2 separate regions of the Mus musculus genome follow, and region 2 is linked to region 1. A link is a loop called in an ENCODE intact Hi-C map of the cell type or tissue named here. Cell type or tissue: gastrocnemius. All regions are shown on one strand. Links, peaks and the distances in the headings refer to the core of each region. The heading gives the core; the rest is flanking DNA.

Region 1 (8,328 bases), core at 185-8,184:
CTTCCTCTAGTCTCCATGAACCCCACACAGGAAACATACACACCCCCACTCTCTTAGACTGGGGAGATGTAGAACCCTTGCCTAGCATACAGGAGGCTCAGAGTTTCACCATCAGCACCATTAAAAATACAAGACCGTCTATTTAGTCTTCAACAGGAACTGGTTAACATAAATCAAGTATGAAGTTTTCTATACAAGCCGGACATGGTGGCGCACGCCCTTACTCCCCGCACTCGGGAGGCAGAAGCAGGCATATTTCTGAGTTCGAGACCAGCCTGGTCTACAAAGTGAGCTCCAGGACAGCCAGGGCTATACAGAGAAACCCTGTCTCGAAAAAAAAAACAAAACAAAACAAAAAAAAAATTATATACAAATAACTGTACCTTTGATTTTGGATAACCTCCAATCTGCTTTCTAGCCCTACAGAAGTAACTTTCAAAACTATTCAGTGACCAGAAAGCCAGCCAGGCACAGGCAAGCATCACTGACTGCTCCCAGCATGCTGGGACGCTGAGAAGACCGCTTCTGCTCTATAGTGAAACTTAACTTTTTTTTAAAAAAATCCAAAACAAAACTCAGGATGTGGCTCAGGTGATAAGATTGTATGCCTAGCATGCACAAATCCCTGGGTTCGAGTCCCAACATCATATACAGCATGTAAACTGTCTGTGATGACGAAAGCCTGTAATCTCAGTACCCTAAGCTGGAAAGAGAATCAGAAAAGTCTTGGCTATGCAGCCATGGAGAGACAATAAAAGTCAATCAAGTGATAATGGTTGCTTAACCTTGAGAATTTACTAAAACTTAAGTAAAAAAATTTCCAGTGATTTTTTTTATAAAGATTTATTTATTTTATTTATATGAGTACACTGTAGCTGTCTTCAGACACACCAGAAGAGGGCATCAGATCTCACTACAGATGGCTGTGAGCCACCATGTGGTTGTTAGGATTTGAACTTAGGACCTTTGGAAGAGCAATCAGTGTTCTTACCCACTGAGCCATCTCCAGCCCCCAGTGATTTTTAAGATTTCTATTTTCATTGATAATCACTTGCCCAATTTACTTGGCTCTATAGAAAGTTGCATTTAAATGGATGATGCTTAATTACACTTAAAAGAGTTCTACTTAGTCATTGTTTGGAATTTGTTGTTTTTACATTTTCGAAGAGAACAAGGTCAGCACCAGTTCCCTAGCTCTGACTTGAGATGGCTGGACACAGGCATATCTGTGAAGACTCTCACCACCAAGGCCCCTTCCTCTGTTGGCTGCTCTAGGCAGTGCTGTATTTCAAAGAGAAACAACACAAAACAAAATAAAGAGCAAATCATTCCAGGAGAAAGGAGTATCTAGCCACAAGCCCTTAAAGGTTAGTCCCGAGCCCACTTACCACAGACTGGAAAGGAACAACAAAGGAAACAGTCACTATCTTATGGACCCCTTCCTCACCACCAAAAACATCTGGATTCCCCTTAGGGAGTTACAGGTTAGGTGCTCTCCTGCCATTACTTTTTTCTGCTTTCCCCCAGTAAGAATGATGGCAACATTTATGGATTCAAAGTTCCCAAACTCGTCCCATATAGCTCTAGTCTTCTACTTAGGCAACATCCAGATATCAGACACAGAATGCTTACAGAATTATTATTCTTCCTTCTCATTGGGTATGGGTTCTTACTCTAGCCCATGCTGACTTCAATTTCTCAACTGTTTCAATCACACAACAAAATTTAAACTGGGTGATGGTGGCACACACCCTTAATCCCAGAATTCAAGAGACAGTCCAGTAGATCTCTTGGGAGTTTGAGTTCTAGGACAGCTAGAGATACATAGTGAGATCCTGTCTAGGAAGGGAAAAATAATATAAAATAAAATATATATAAAAATTTTTCTAGAAACAATTGATGCAGTAAGACCATTTTTGATTATAAAAAAAAGTTCACACATACTATAATTTAGAAACTTTCTGACAAACATATTCCTACACTTAGTAAAACCACAAATTAGCAAGTAATAGATAAAGAAAAACTCCTGCACAAAACAAAATGCCTAGACACTCAAAGTGACCACTCCAAACCATGGCCCTGTGGATGATTATCCCTGTTAAAATCTGATCAGTGCCTGTAAATGCAGTCTCCAGTCTATTCAAAGCTGGTAGTTCCAGATGAAGGAGAGCCAAGAAAGACAATGGCTGGAGATGTGGAAGCTCTAAAATAAGGTAGAAACAAGTACTTCCAGCAATTTGTAAGGAAGCTAACAAGTAGATTAATGTCTAAAAGAATTAAAAGTTGAATGAATTTCCTTGTTTGAAAAGAAAAATATCAACCACACACAAATAAAAGAAATGCCAGTCAATAAAAGTCAAATCCCCAGGTTTGAAGGAGGGCAGCATCCCTCCTTCCTGCACAATAAAAGCCCCAAAGCTCACTGCCCCCCAAAACCCACTCTAATACAGACCCAGCTCCTCACAAAAGCATTTCCCTGAACAGTCCAACACCCTCTCACTTCTAAAAAGCAAAGTGAAGCACGTTTCCCAAGAAACTAAATTCCAAGAACGTATTTATTTATTTATTTATTTACTTACTTACTTATTATTTGCCAGACAGTCCCGGTAGCCTTCACCTAAAGATCTTGCTGCCCTCACTTCCTGAGTTCCAGGGTTGCAACCTCACCTGGGAGGGCAGCGAGGTGATAATGCCATTTGTTTTCTCTGCTTTTTCCAAGCATTCTCCTACCTCAGCCTCCAGAGTTCTGGGACTCTATAGGCATTAACTAGTTAGTGTACCACCACACCAGGCCTAAGTCCAGAACTTAAAACATACTCTCACTTGAAATAAGCTCAAATTATCTGCCCCACCAATGTCCCTGCTAAATAATCAAAGTCTCGGCCTTTTCCCTTCCCGTTTCTTTCTTTCTTTCTTTTTTTCTTTAGGACAATACCATATTTACTCAAAAAAGCATCGTCATGGGTGGGGGAGCGTGTGGGGGACTTTTGGGATAGCATTGGAAATGTAAATGAAATAAATACCTAATTTAAAAAAAAAGCATCAGCATGAAGGCAATACTTAAGTTCACTCAACAGCATTGCTACAAAATCTGTACCTGAAAGCAGGCTACCAAACATACAGCCCGTTTGTAAAAAGGTGTTTAAAGACTGCAGTTTGAAACGACAGAAAGTGTATTTAGTAGCTACTTTATGTGACAAATATTAAGTTATCAGAAGTATTTAAGTAACAGACTAGACTAATACACGAACGCAAACTAAGCTTTTATAAGCAACCCTTATAAGGGCCATACTTTTAAAACAATTAAAAGTCTACACGCCATTCAGAAAAAGTCTTAAATCCCGCTTAAAACCGCACATAAATCAATGAGGTTTACTACCACATGTTAGTACTGAGGAATCCTTGTGACATTTAAAAAACTTTTCAAGTATTCAAAATGTTAAGGGTGAAAAAAGGTCTTTGTATTGACAGCCAACAGTTTCTGGCGGATCACAAGCCTGCAATGCATCTTGGGATTCCTTCAGGTCGCTTTAGTGCCACCGATACTTAAAACGCAATTACAGTTCCAAACGTAGAAACTACAGTAGGAGCAGCTCTCTGGGCCAGCGAAGAGACAAGTCCTGTCCCCCAAACCCTAGACTTTCACACCCTCCTCCTGCCGGACTTCAAGCCCTATCAGTCCCCACTTCTGGGCCTCGTGGCACTGACTGGCCCAGGGCTGGCAGGGTCCCATACAGTTCCTATGCCTAGGGGTGAACCGCGTGCGGCCTTCCGCGGCGGGGCAATCGCCCCCGGGTCCCCTGGTCTCTGCTCCTCCTGGCCCAGGCGCCCCAAGCCAAGCAGCTCCCAGACTGGAGGCGCCCCACCCAGACCAGCCGGCGCCGCTGTCAGCGCCCCACGTGCGGGCCGGCCGGCCTCCCGTCCTCTCCACCCAGCCCACCGCGGAACTCCGGCCCCAGGCCGCCGCCCGTGCCTTGGGGATATCCAGCCCGGCAACTTACCCGAAGGGCCTCCCGCGCCGCTGCCTGCTCCGTGGTCGCCTCCGGCTGCGCCAGCTGGGGATAGCGGCGGCTGGGCCGGACCCCGCAGGAAGGACGGCACGAATTCAGCGGCGTGGACGTTGGGGACGAAAGGCTTGGCGTTGACGTTGAGTTGCCGGCTGAAAGCCGCGCTGAGGTTCTCACGCTGGGCCTCGGCCACCGCGGCCATGGAGCCGCTGCCGCTCCCGCCGCCGCCGCAAGGCCCGGGCCCGGGGGCCTCCATATCCGTCTGGTCCCAGCAGTCGGGCGCAGAGTCGCTGCTGCTGCTGCTCCCGCCGCCGCCGCCACCGCCGCCACCGCCGCTGCTAGGATCCATGATCGGGGGGGCCGTGTGTGTGGTGAAGAGAGGGCGGGAAATGGAGGCGGGGGCGGCCGACCGGGGAGGAGCAGGCCGCGCTGACCCGGGGAGGACGGCAAGACTGGGGAGCTGACAGTCAATGACTCACTCGCCGGCGTCCTGGGCAGCAGCTACAGTCCAGACAGTACACTCGAGACCAGGTCGACAGCGGCTCAACCCTCCTCGTGTGTGCGAAAGGATCTCCTCCCACCCAACCCCAACTACCGCCGCCGGCCTCACCGCCAACCCCACGTTTGGAGAGAATTGACCTCTCGCTACCACCCGTACCTTCGCCTCGGTAGTTCCCGTCTGTGTCCGCCCGCGTTTCCGCCTACGAAGCGCGGCCGATAGCTAAACTACAAGTCCCGACAGTACCCGCGAAGACCCGGTGCGGTTTTCTCGGGGGCTGACGGGAGTCGGAGTTCAGCGCTCAAGCGTCACCGGAAGCGGCTGGAACTCCCGGCAGGCAGCGCGAGGAGGCAGAAGTCTGGTGGCCCATCTGTCGCAGGGTGGGGGTAGGGGTAGGCTCTACTCGGCTAGGGCAAGACGGTGGGCCGAGCCCTTCCGCACGAGGCGACGATCCACCCTAGCCTGTGAGAACACCCGGTCCGCAGGCCTAACCTAGAGGAATTTTTTTTTCTTCTCCCTTTTCGGCGCCTTTTCTGTCTCCCAGTCTATATACCTTATTCTCTTTCTCTCCACCCGCAGCCAGAGTTTGCCCTACATTTCAAAGCCGGCGGGAGGCGTCTTTCCTTTTATGTATTCATTTTTGGAAGAGGCAGTAAAACCATGAGATGTTACAGCTGAAACTGCGTGTGGCTCATAAAGGTCCAAGGATGTCCGGCAAAAGGATCCTTAACTGGAAAATTTCAGTGACTCATGTTATGTTTGACTAGTCATTAAAAGCCCGCACCTAAAATGTTTTTTCGTCCTTTCATCCTCCCTGCCAGGAGATTTACAAATTAATCGGGATTGCCATATTTTTTAGTGTACCCAGCGGTACCTAATAGTGGCTATTTTGGTGCTTCCAGTTCCTTAGCTGCCATTAGGTAAAGTGCTGTTCTTTTGAAAGGCCGCATCTGTCAGCTATTCTTACAGTCCTTTAATAATGAGGGCATCTCACACTTTCAAGTTGCATTTTAGTAATTGTGGGGTAAGTGACAAGCAAGAAAAAATAAAATTCACCTTTATTTTTTACTGCACGAAGTAGGAATACCTGTTCTAAATACCTGTTAAATGCTCCTGTAATTCACCCATGGAGACCAAGACAAAGAAAAGTATACTCTTAATTTTACTTGCTCTGAAAAGAGTCTAGACAGAATGCAACTAACCTACTTGGAAATTACAGAGTAACATATTCAAAATGTTCAAACAACGAGTTTTTTTTTTTTTTAAATCTGGATCTAAGATATCTAAATTGGAATGCTGACTTTAAACATTTGTATAATAAAAAGTGAGAATTTGGCCTAACGAGAGAGGTAATAGACAAAGTTGTCAATAATTTTTTGTTTGTTTTGTTTTTGTTTTGTTGGGTTTTTTGGTTTTTCGAGACAGGGTTTCTCTGTATAGCCATGGCTGTCCTGGAACTCACTCTGTAGACCAGGTTGGCCTCGAACTCAGAAATCCACCTGCCTCTGCCTTCCAAGTGCTGGGATTAAAGGCCAGCACCACCAATGCCCGGCTTTGTCAATTACTTTTTAAAGCAAGGCTTCAAACTAGCTCTTTTTTTCTTCTTTTTGTGGTTGGTTAGTTAGGTTTTGGTCGGTTGGTTGGCTGGTTGGTTGGTTGGTTAAGCAGAGACAAATGAAGCCCAGGCTGGCCCTGAACTCCAGTCCTTTTATCTTACTTTCCAAGTGCTGGAACTCTCTGCCTGTCTACCACCAAGCTCAGCTTGAACTGGTTTTTTGTAAATGACTTTTTTTTTCTTGCATGTGTTTTAAGATGTCCTCTTTGTGTGATCCAGACTGACTTGGACTCAAGATCATCTAGTTGAAACTGCTGGAACCTGTACAGCACCACAGTTTTCATCTTTAAATCTGTCTCTAATAAATTCATACCTCATGGGAGATCTGCAAGCCCCAGCCCACTCCAAAGACAGCTCAACATCTGCATGCGGCTGACTGAACTAGCTCACCACAGCCTATCACTGGATAGAGCCAACCCCTAGGGCTCCGGGTGTTCACACTCTGAGAATGTTAGCTCTTCACAGCTAGTTGAATGAACAGTTTCTTTGTTCATGGTGCTTTTTCTAGAGACAGTGTCAGAAAAGTGTCGTTTGGAAAAGCCTTTGATCAGCCAAGTGTGTTGGCTCAATCCTGTAAACAAGGAGGATCCCTATAAATTCAAGATTAGCCATTATTTAATCTGGGATCAATGTCTGCAACCCCCAGTGTTGGAATTATAGAGATATACCACAACTCTGACTTTCTTTGGTTTTCAAAGGCATTGACCTACCTGTGCAAGCTTCAACAAGAAAATGAGAGTCTGTCAACAAACACCGCTGTTGTGCTAAAAGTGAGCAACTTGAAGACTGTTCTTGGTTCCTACCACCTAGCATAAAGCTAAACAAGTAAATGCAGGCAGTAAGTGTAAAGTGTCACTACTGTCCTTTATAAGCACTTAGGACTTTTCAAGTACAGAGCAATAACTCATTTTCTTTACGTGTGTGGGAGAGAGAGAGAGAGAGAGAGAGAGAGAACACACACATGGAGATCACAGGACAACTTTAGAGTTATTCTCACCTTTCATGTTGTTGAGGCAAGGTCTTGTTTTTGCAATGCCCTGTCCTGCAGACGAGCTGGCTAGAGGGCTTCTGTGCCGTTCTTCTGTGATGCCTCGATGTAGGAGTGCTGGGATCACAGAGTCACATCACCATATCGAGCTTTGTTTATTGTTGTTATTGTTTTTAATGTGTGTCTCAGTGCTTATATGTCTGTGAATACCCAGTGCCCACAGAAGCCAGAAGAGGACATTGCACCTACAGATGTTGTGACCCACCAACTAGGTACTGGGTATTGAACCCCAGTCCTCTAGAAGAACACCCATTGCTCTTAACCACTGAGCCATCTCTCCAGTTTTATATCCAGCTTTTTATCTGGTGTGATGGTTTGAATAGGAACGGCCCCCGTAACTTGACATGTTTGAATGCTTGGTCATTGGGGAGTGGCACTATTTGACAATGATTAGGTGGGTATGACCTTGTTGGAGAAGTATATCACTGGGGATGGGCTTTGAGGTTTCAAAAGCTCAAGCCAGGACCAGTGTCATACTCTGCCTGGTGCCTGTGGGTCCAGATGTAGAACTCTCAGGTGTTCTGTAACACCATGTCTACCTGCAAGCTGCCATGTTCCTGCTGGGACAGTAATGGACTAAACCTCTGAAACTGTAAGTCAGCCCCAGTTAAATGCTTTTCTTTATAAGAGTTGCATGATCTCGTGTCTCTTCACAGCAACAGAACATTGACTAAAATATCTGGTTTCTGGGGATCAAACTCAGGTCATCAGACTTGTATGGCAAGTACTTTTATCCATCTTTTGGCTTAAGAGCCAGTTTTTCCAAAGACTTACGCTATTTGCTGGGATGTATATAATGGGTTAGTTTGACAGCTCCTTTCCCTAGCAAATCTATGCTTCTTCTAGGCTTGAACCACACTACAACAGATAATTCCTATTTTCCACTGCAAATCTCACTAGCTGTCATTGCTAGCAATCTCATTCTCTCCCACCCAATTTGATGCTAGAAAATTGAGCCTAGGATCTTGCACATGCTAGGCGCACATTCTACCAATGAGCTACGTGCCTCTAGTCCTTCTTTTTGTCTTTTTTATTCTCCATAAAATACCATTGTATTTCAAAACTAAGTCAGGGTTTCCATATAGTCTTTTAATTCAACCATATGGTACTTTGTTTTGGTTTTGAGCAAAAAGAAGTGAAGTTGATAAACTAGTGCAAT
Region 2 (8,328 bases), core at 269-8,268, 51 kb before region 1:
CCAGCAGCTGCACAGAACTCCAGTGGTACAGTTTCCATGACAACCCCATGTGTGGGTGGGGCCGGGGCTGTAAGTAACACCATATGTGCCACTCTAGGTCAGCACAACAAACTCACTGTTCATCAAGACAGACCTGTACAATCACTTCCTTCTGCCCTACACAGGGTGAACACATATCTTCACCTCTCTCCAGGAAAATCAGACAACAAAGACAATGAACTCAGTCGGGCTGCGGTGGTGCACGCCTTTAATCCCAGCACCTGGGAGGCAGAGGCAGGCAATTTCTGAGTTTGAGGCCAGCCTGGTCTATAGAGTGAGTCCCAGGACAGCCAGAGCTACACAGAGAAACCCTGTCTCAAAAAACCAAAAAAAAAAAAAAAAAAAAAAAGACAACAAACTCATTAATGGGGGATTAAAATTACTTCTAAAGCTTTTTCCCCCCAGAAGACTTATTAAAAACAAAACATTTAGGTTTTAATAGAAGGTCCTAGTTTCTTTTTTTTTGGGGGGGGGGGGGCAGGGAGACAGGGTTTCTCTGTATAACCCTGGCTGTCCTGGAACTCAGAAATCCACACGCCTCTGCCTCCGGAGCACTGGGATTAAAGGCATGCACCACCACACCTGGCTAGAAGGTCCTAGTTTTATTAACAAGATCCTTAAATGAGGTAGGGGATAGGGGGGAGAGGAGAGGATTACAAAACCCTGACATGTAAAGTTTAAAGAAATCTCATATAAATGTTCCTTGTTACCTGCAAGAACCACGCTTAGAGATGTTTAAGACGGTCCCTGTGATACATCGGTTAATCTCTTTGGACAGATTCTTTGCCAGAAGGTTCACAGACACTGGAACTCTATAAAAGCACACAGGCATCAGAACATTGGAGACACACAGAAACCCCATACCAGTCAAGTCCAGTCACTGCAAATAAACTCACTTCTTTCTCTGATAAAAATGCCTCCCTATGTGTGAGGGCAAATGCCGTCGAATTCTCGCATCAGTAATAAAGACTTCAAAGCTACCCAGGAGGCGGAGCTTGGCTTCATAGGCTTTATATTCTGTTTTTAAAGTTTTAAAAGGGATAATCTAGAATACAGAAACAAGACCAAAACCATAAAATGTTAAGCATCTAAAACAGAAGGAGAAATATTTAACACTTCCGATTCAGACTGGTCCTAGAGCCATGCCCCTCTCGGATTAATAAATTCCTAAGCAGCTAAAATATGCTAGAGGCCTAGCCAGATGGTGGGAGACCCTGAGAGGAACGATCAAGGAGCCTGGATAAAATCCCAGCATGTCAGCCAGGCACTGAAGTATATGACATAACTTGTTCTTGGGAATTTCAGGTTGGAGAATACTAACTTTGAGGGTAGCCCAGCAATTGAGCAAGATGCTATCTCAAACAAAATAAAACGAGCTGCAGAGACAGACAGCTTAGTGGTTAAAAGCATTAGTTTCTCTTACAGAGGACCTGGGTTTGATTCCACCACCCACATAGTAGCTCGTGGCCATGTGTATCTCTCTCCAGGTCCAGGGAATTCAAGACTCTCTTCTGATCTACATGGGTACTTATATAAGGTGCATAGACACATGTAGACAAAACACCCAGGCTGAGCGGTGGTGGCGCATGCCTTTAATCCAAGCACTTGGGAGGTAGAGGCAAGTGGATTTCTGAGTTCTAAGACAGCCTGGTCTACAAAGTGAGTTCCAGGACAGCCAGGGCTAAACAGAAAAAAATACCAGTCTCGAAGAAAAAAAAAAAAAAAAAAAAAAACCAACCAACCAACCAAAAAAACCAAAAACCACCCACTTTTAAAAAAGCAAGGGTATTGTGGGTGGGGAGGTAGCAGCACTTGATATAGAGGTGTAAAAGTTAAATCTATTCTGAGTTAGAGGCTAGCCTGGTCTACATTTCAAGTTTGGGGTAGAGTCTAGCATGTGTAAGTTTGATCTAACATGTGTAAAGTTTTGGATTCAATTCCTACTACCAGGAGAAATATAAAGAAACAGACTACAAATATAAACAAATAATCACAAGCCAGAGCCAGACATGTGATGCTCTACAAGTACACAAAAAATTAGGTTTTTAAGCAATCTGCAACGGGAGTATAGATGGCTCAGTGCTTTGGAGCCGACTGCTCTTAGAACACATGAAAACAACCTTCTACAACTCCAGTTGCGGGGAACCCCATTCTCCCTTAGGCACTCTGCTCAAGACAACTAAAAATAAGATATGAAATCTGACATGCATTTAGCTTTTCAGACACCAATCAGAATACCACCTTTAGCAAAAGCAAATACAGCCAACAATGACATTACAGTGGCAATTACATTAAAAAGAGAAAAACGGGCTGGAGAGATGGCTTGGTAGTTAAGAGAACTTGACGCTCTTTTGAAGGACCTGCGTTTTATTTCCCACACCAATCAGGCAGCTTACAACCACCTGAAACCCTAACTCCAGGAGACTTCAAACCCTTTTCTGGCCATGGAAGACACCTGCATCCACACGGTGCATGCATGTTAGGAACACACATCATAGCCATAAAAGAATAAAATAAAATTACAATGAAAATAGACCTGAAAGATCAAGAATTACAGCAGTGTATCGTACTTCATTTCTATGAAGTCTTTGAAAGGACTTCAACGCATCAGCACACCTACCTGAGAGATAGTGTTAACTCCGTGTTTTTTCAAAAGCTTTTTATAGAAACCTTCTGTCTGTTCAGGTGAATCGAATTCATCTTTTGTGAAGAGACATACATCTGAGGATTCGGAGAGAATGCTATGAGGCAAAGGTCTGCAAAACACGACAAAAAAGGCCAGAAAGTACGTGGGTTATTCACAACACATGCTTACTCTCATTCAAGGTCATTGTTGACCTAGGAGAGCTAAGGAGAACATACAATACATGCAGGCAAGCCAGATGAATCAGTGGGTGAAAACCTGTGCTCAGTGCCAGGCCTAACAACCAGAGCTCAAGCTCCAGGACCAACATGGTAGGGAGAAATGGCACTGACTGCCACATGCGTGCACCCAATACTCCAGACAGACAGACAAACACAAATAAATGCTCTTTAAAAATATTTTTAGTTATTTGTTTTCATGTCATTGTTTCTCTGTCTTAGAATACGCTCTGAAGATAGGGCTGGCCTCGAATTCAAGAGATCTGCCTGCCTCTGCCACTTCTGGCTCTAAAAGAGAAAATATTGGGCTAGAGAGACCAAATGCAGGATTGTACACACTCAGCAGTTAAGAGCACTTGCTGCTTTCCCAGGAGATCTGATTTCTGTCACCTGTACCAACACTGGGCTGCTCACAACCTCTTATCTCTGCAGTCTAGGTGGTCTGACATCCTCTTTTGGCTTCTGCAAGCACTGGACACATGTGGCCCACATTCTTACACTCACACTCTGAGTTTTAAAAATTAAAGGGGGTGGGCGGCTGGAGAGATGGCTCAGCGGTTAAGAGCACTGACTGCCCTTCCAGAGATCCTGTGTTCAATTCCTAGCAACCACATGGTGGCTCACAACCATCTGTAATGAGGTCTGATGCCCTCTTCTGGTGTGTTTGAAGACAGCAACAGTATACTCACATACATAAAATAAATAAATGTTAAAAAAAAAAAACAGCCAAAAAACAAAAAAATCCAACCAAACAACTCTCAAGAGATAAATAATTACTTACACTTTGACCCGAAGTTCTTTCTCTGGAATTTTCCATAATATCACCATTAAAAATAAATTTTCGCTCCCACTCAACAGCAATTCATTATTGTTTTTTTTGGACTTTGAGCGATTAGATATTACTTCCACTGCCTTTCTAATCTGCAGAGACAGAGAATAAGTTAATTTTCTCAATCTATGTTAATTGCTCCCACACAGACATATCTGCTTCCTTTGCTCCTTTGGGGGGCGGGGGGCGTTTCAAGAGAGGGTTTTCCTATATAGCTCTGGCCAACCTGGAATACTTAGTCCAGGCTGGCGTCGAATTCAAAAGATTCGCCTGTCTCCCGTGTGCTGGGATTAAAGGCGTGCGCCACAAAGCCTGGCGCTCCTCTTTCTATTGGGCAAATTTCATCAGCGTATCGGGATATTACAATTTGTACCCATTGCAATGTAAGAACCCGTCTAAAACATCTAAGGACTTGCTTCCAAAATCTGTTTACAGGTTGTCCTTTCTACGTAAGAGGACTATTCGGAAGCTTCTCCTGCCCTCTATGAGAAAGGAAGCGGTCAGGAAAGGCGCGTTGGCCCTGCTACCAACACTTTGTGCACGGACACATGACCTGTGATGCTGCAGAACCGAGCGCAGAAGCCCGCTTTCCACAGGAGGCAAACAGGCCAGAAGTGTGAGAAGAGCGAGCCCGCTGGGTGCGTTCCCAGAGGCCAGCCTCGAGCTCCGGAGAGCCCACGCGGTCGCGGGCCCACTTCATTTCCAGCCTCTCGCCCCACACCCTGCGCCGAACGCGGGTCCTAACCACCCTGCTTCCCGAATCGTCGTCCCCAAAAGCCACTCGCCTGCTCTCTGTCCAGCTGTAAAAGAGCGGTCGGGGTCACTTGCACGTCGGTGGTGGTCGCCTCAGCGACCGAGGCACTGGGAGATTCGGACGCAGAGCCCTTCATGTCGCCTCGTGTGGAAGGCCTGTAGAAGTCAGAGCTCATGCGCAGCCCGGAGGCCCGGAACCGGAAAGCAGTCAGTAACACTGCGAGGGGGAGGGGTATCACGTCATTTCCGGCGAGGCGCGAAATTAGATGTTGGGCCCGCCCTCTTGGGTAGATGGTGTTGCGGTCGTAGACTGTGCCCAGAGTTATTCTAGCGGCAGCATCTCCTTTGCCTCCGACTCTTTCTAAGGCTGCAGGCCTGAAAAACCCTGTCGCTCCTTCCGGAGGACACCGAGCGAGCGCCCTAAGGAGAGACTAAAGCCCTCTCTTCAATCCCGTGCTGTCTTCTGCAGAGCGGGAAGCCGTGGCTCCTCCATTCCTTTCTGGCTTCAGGCGTCGGTTTCCCCAAATTGGTGGTATTCCCAGGAAATAAAGAGAAACTGCCAACGCTAGGCGCGGGATGCTGCGCGAGAAACGAAAAAATGAGTCGGTCTCTCAGGAGCTTCGGCCCAGGTAAGACCTTGCGTGAGTGTGAAGGGATAACTTTAGTGTAGGAGAGAATACGCCAGAACGTCCTATGAGTAGTTGCCAAGCATGCCCACTGTGGTGACCGTGCCCAATACCCCGTATTCGAGGTTGTTCTCAGTCAGTTCAGGGAGCTCTCAATAGTACCACCAGTTTTTATTTTCGATTAGTTCGAGACAGAGCCTCTATTGAGACAGAGTATTATTGAGACAGGGTCTCTATTATTGAGACAGGGTCTCTATTATGGCAATTCTGGCTATTCTGGAACTCTATATAGACAGGTCTGACCTCGAACTCACTGAGATCCTCCTGCTTCAGGTTTCAGAGTGCTAGGATTAAAAGCATCCACCAATACGCCCCCACTTAAGTCAAACTCTTCCTATATCACCCAGGGTTACCCGAGTGAGCCTCCTCCTCTACGTCTCAGATGCTAGATTTACAAGAGTGAGCGAGTCCCCTGCCCCCACCTTGTACCGGCACAGTTACATAATTTATTTAGAAATTTTTATGTGAATGTTAAGGATAGTGACAGGTTCAGCTAGCTGTGTGGGAATAAAATGCTCTCCATTGTCAGATGTCTTCCAAAAGTGCTCCTGTGAAGGGACCATGCTCTGCTAGTGTCTGTTGAGGGAGGACCTTGTCCTAATTTAACTTGTAGAATACAAGTCCTTGGCACCTGCTTCTACTTGGCTATTTAGAATCTAGTATAAGATGGACTTTTAACATATTGCAGTGACTTGCTACACTGGGCTTGAGGTATGCAGGCTAACACACTCCAAAGAGCATTGGTGGTCTTAGGTGTTCTCTTGCCTGTATTCAAGTTTGAGAACCAGACGTTTTTGGTTTTTCGAGACAGGGTTTCTCTGTGTAACAGCCCTGGCTGCCCTGGATCTCACTTTGTAGGCCAGGCTGACCTTTAGCTCACAGGAATCTGCCTGCCTCTGCCTCCCAGTGCTGGGAGTAGGGCTTTTTTATTTTATGTATATGTTTTACTTGCCTGTGTATCTGTACACCACATGTGGGAAGTGCTAGTGTAGATCCTCTTAGAACTAGAATTACAGATGGTTGGAAACCACCGTGCGAATGCTGAGAATCAAACTGTAGTCTTCTGGAAGAGCAAGCAGTACTCTTGACACCATCTCTCCAGCCCCAAGCACCAGACTTTTGAGCCAAGGAAATTCCATGAATTCAGATGATAGATCCTTGAGGCGATTGGAAACAGTAAGTGTCTAGAGCCAAAGAATTGCAAAATTGAAGAAATAGGCTTTTAAAACTGACAGGGGGCCTAGTTACCAAACTTCACTTACATTCTGGGCTACAGAACAATACTCTCATCTCAGTGTCATTTCTGAAATTAGACTTATGATTACTGTTAGGCGTGTAATTTTTGTCTTTACAACTCCCTCTCATTCACTCATTTGTAAGGTGGCCCTCCCTAGAGAGAGGGAAGCCAGATGCTATGCTGTGAGACTACGTGGGCAGCCAGCTAGTAACCACATGCATGAAGGTGGAAGGAAAGCCTTCTTTGTAGACACAAGAGAGACTCCAAGTCAGAGCCCTTTAGCTGTGCTGCTCCTAGCTTTCTCATAAAACACAAATAAGCCTTTGCTAATTTTAGCTGCCGTTCTCTATCAATAGGTATTTGATAGAAATTTATAGCCCTCCCACTCACATATTCAACTGTATAATTAATATTTGAACTTTTGTACCTCCCATTCACCATTTTTACCATGATCTCATATGATGCCCTCAGCTTGCCCTTGTATTTCCTTTCTCAGTATTGAATACTTCTAAGACAAAGAGAGTTATTTGTAAGTCTTTTCTCTTCATCCCTCAGTTTGATGAATAATAGTCTGCAGTGTGGGCTTGGCGGCTCACATCCCTAACACCAACACTCAGAATTATAGGATTAAGGATTTCAACGTAAGCCTTAGCCACCTGGCACGGTTAAGGCCGGTCTAAGCAACATGAGACCATTTCAAAATAAAGCCTTGGAGATACATGGAAACCTAGATAATCCACAAATTCCTGAGCATGAATTACTGGACAAATGGGCAATACTAATAATTATTAATAAGATTTAAAAATGAAGAAAAAGGAACAGATTTGGAAGCTATTGGAATGAGTTCTTTTTTTTTTTAATTTTTTTTTTTAATTTTTTTTTTATTAGGTATTTTCCTCGTTTACATTTTCAATGCTATCCCAAAGGTCCCCCATACCCACCCCCCGGAATGAGTTCTTTGGTGGGATGACTCAGTGGGTCCAGATACCTGCCATCAGACCTGTAACCTGAGTTTGATTCAAAGAATCTACATCATGAATAGAGAAATCAGACCCCTGCAAGTTGCCCTCAGATTTCCACATGTGAGTTCTGGCCCATGAGCCATGGCACAGATGTGCCCACGTGAATGCATACACACAAGAAAATGCAATTAAGAAACAATTTTAAAAATACTCTTTTTCACTATTTCAAGCTTAAAGTTCCAGTGCTATATCTAAGTAATTCTGGGATGTGGAGAAAGATGTTTCTGAGAAAAAAAGAAAGCTTAAACATCATCTGCATAAGGATGGTTACAGCTGTGGAAGTAGATGAGAAATAGAGAGCCAAAACAGAGCCATCAAGAAATCTTTAATTGTGGATTAGAAGAGAAGAGAGTTAAGGAAAAGAGAAGAAAGTGTGGGTTGGGGACACAGACCCAGCATAAGAATGGCCATTCTCATCCAAACTACCACACCAGCTAGCACAATATCTCATATCAACCTCCTCCAGTATCTCCTCATATTTGGAACACATTTTAATTGATGGATGAACAGGGGGCAGGACTGTTAGAAATAATGGGAGGTATGGCCTTGTTGGAGGAAGTGTGTCACTGAAGGTAAGCTTTGAGGTTCCAAACGCTCGAGCCAGGCCAGGGTCTCTCTCTCCCTGCTTCCTGCGGCTGTGGAATCTGGGTGTGTTTCTCTCCAGCACCACATCTGGGTGGATTCTGCCCTACTCCTGCCATGATAATGGACTGATAACCCCCTCAAACTGTAAGCAAGCTCCAATTAGATGTTTTCCTTTATAAGAGTTGTATTGGTTATGGGATCTCTCTTTTTTTTTTTTTTTTTTTTGAGACAGGGTTTCTCTGTGTAGCCCTGGATGTCCTGGGACTCACTCTGTAGACCAGGCTGGCCTCGAACTCAGAAATTGCCTGCCTCTGC

The links. Hi-C counts contacts between places; a loop is a spot of excess contacts. Peaks named below come from ENCODE experiments on the same cell type or tissue, not always from the same donor. Only the 100,000 strongest peaks of a DNase experiment are listed, where the experiment ranks them.
Region 2: it touches region 1 in a loop (4-fold over the local background); 12 of 42 quality-filtered maps call a loop at or near these places.

The regions. Positions count from the first base shown.
Region 1 is chr16:11,249,642-11,257,969 of GRCm38, forward strand. Gspt1 (G1 to S phase transition 1) reads right to left here and starts at 4,684. Exons shown (of 15, transcript NM_146066.2): 1 at 4,002-4,684. The coding sequence starts at 4,356. LOC115488671 reads right to left here and starts at 3,995. Exons shown (of 2, transcript XM_030249388.1): 1 at 2,584-3,995; 2 at 1-1,281. Mir1945 (microRNA 1945) reads right to left here and starts at 4,804; the gene lies at 4,727-4,804. In gastrocnemius, for the core only: CTCF peaks have their summits at 880 (motif pointing right) and 5,101; DNase peaks (open chromatin) are centred at 3,778, 3,974 and 4,777; H3K4me3 peaks cover 3,382 bases; H3K27ac peaks cover 3,391 bases.
Region 2 is chr16:11,198,636-11,206,963 of GRCm38, forward strand. It overlaps Rsl1d1 (ribosomal L1 domain containing 1), which reads right to left and starts at 4,657. Exons shown (of 9, transcript NM_025546.2): 1 at 4,516-4,657; 2 at 3,683-3,822; 3 at 2,660-2,795; 4 at 936-1,084; 5 at 750-851. The coding sequence starts at 4,620. It overlaps 2610020C07Rik (RIKEN cDNA 2610020C07 gene), which reads left to right and starts at 4,748. Exons shown (of 3, transcript NR_038156.1): 1 at 4,748-5,112. In gastrocnemius, for the core only: CTCF peaks have their summits at 3,518 (motif pointing left) and 3,719; a DNase peak (open chromatin) is centred at 4,706; H3K4me3 peaks cover 2,495 bases; H3K27ac peaks cover 1,644 bases.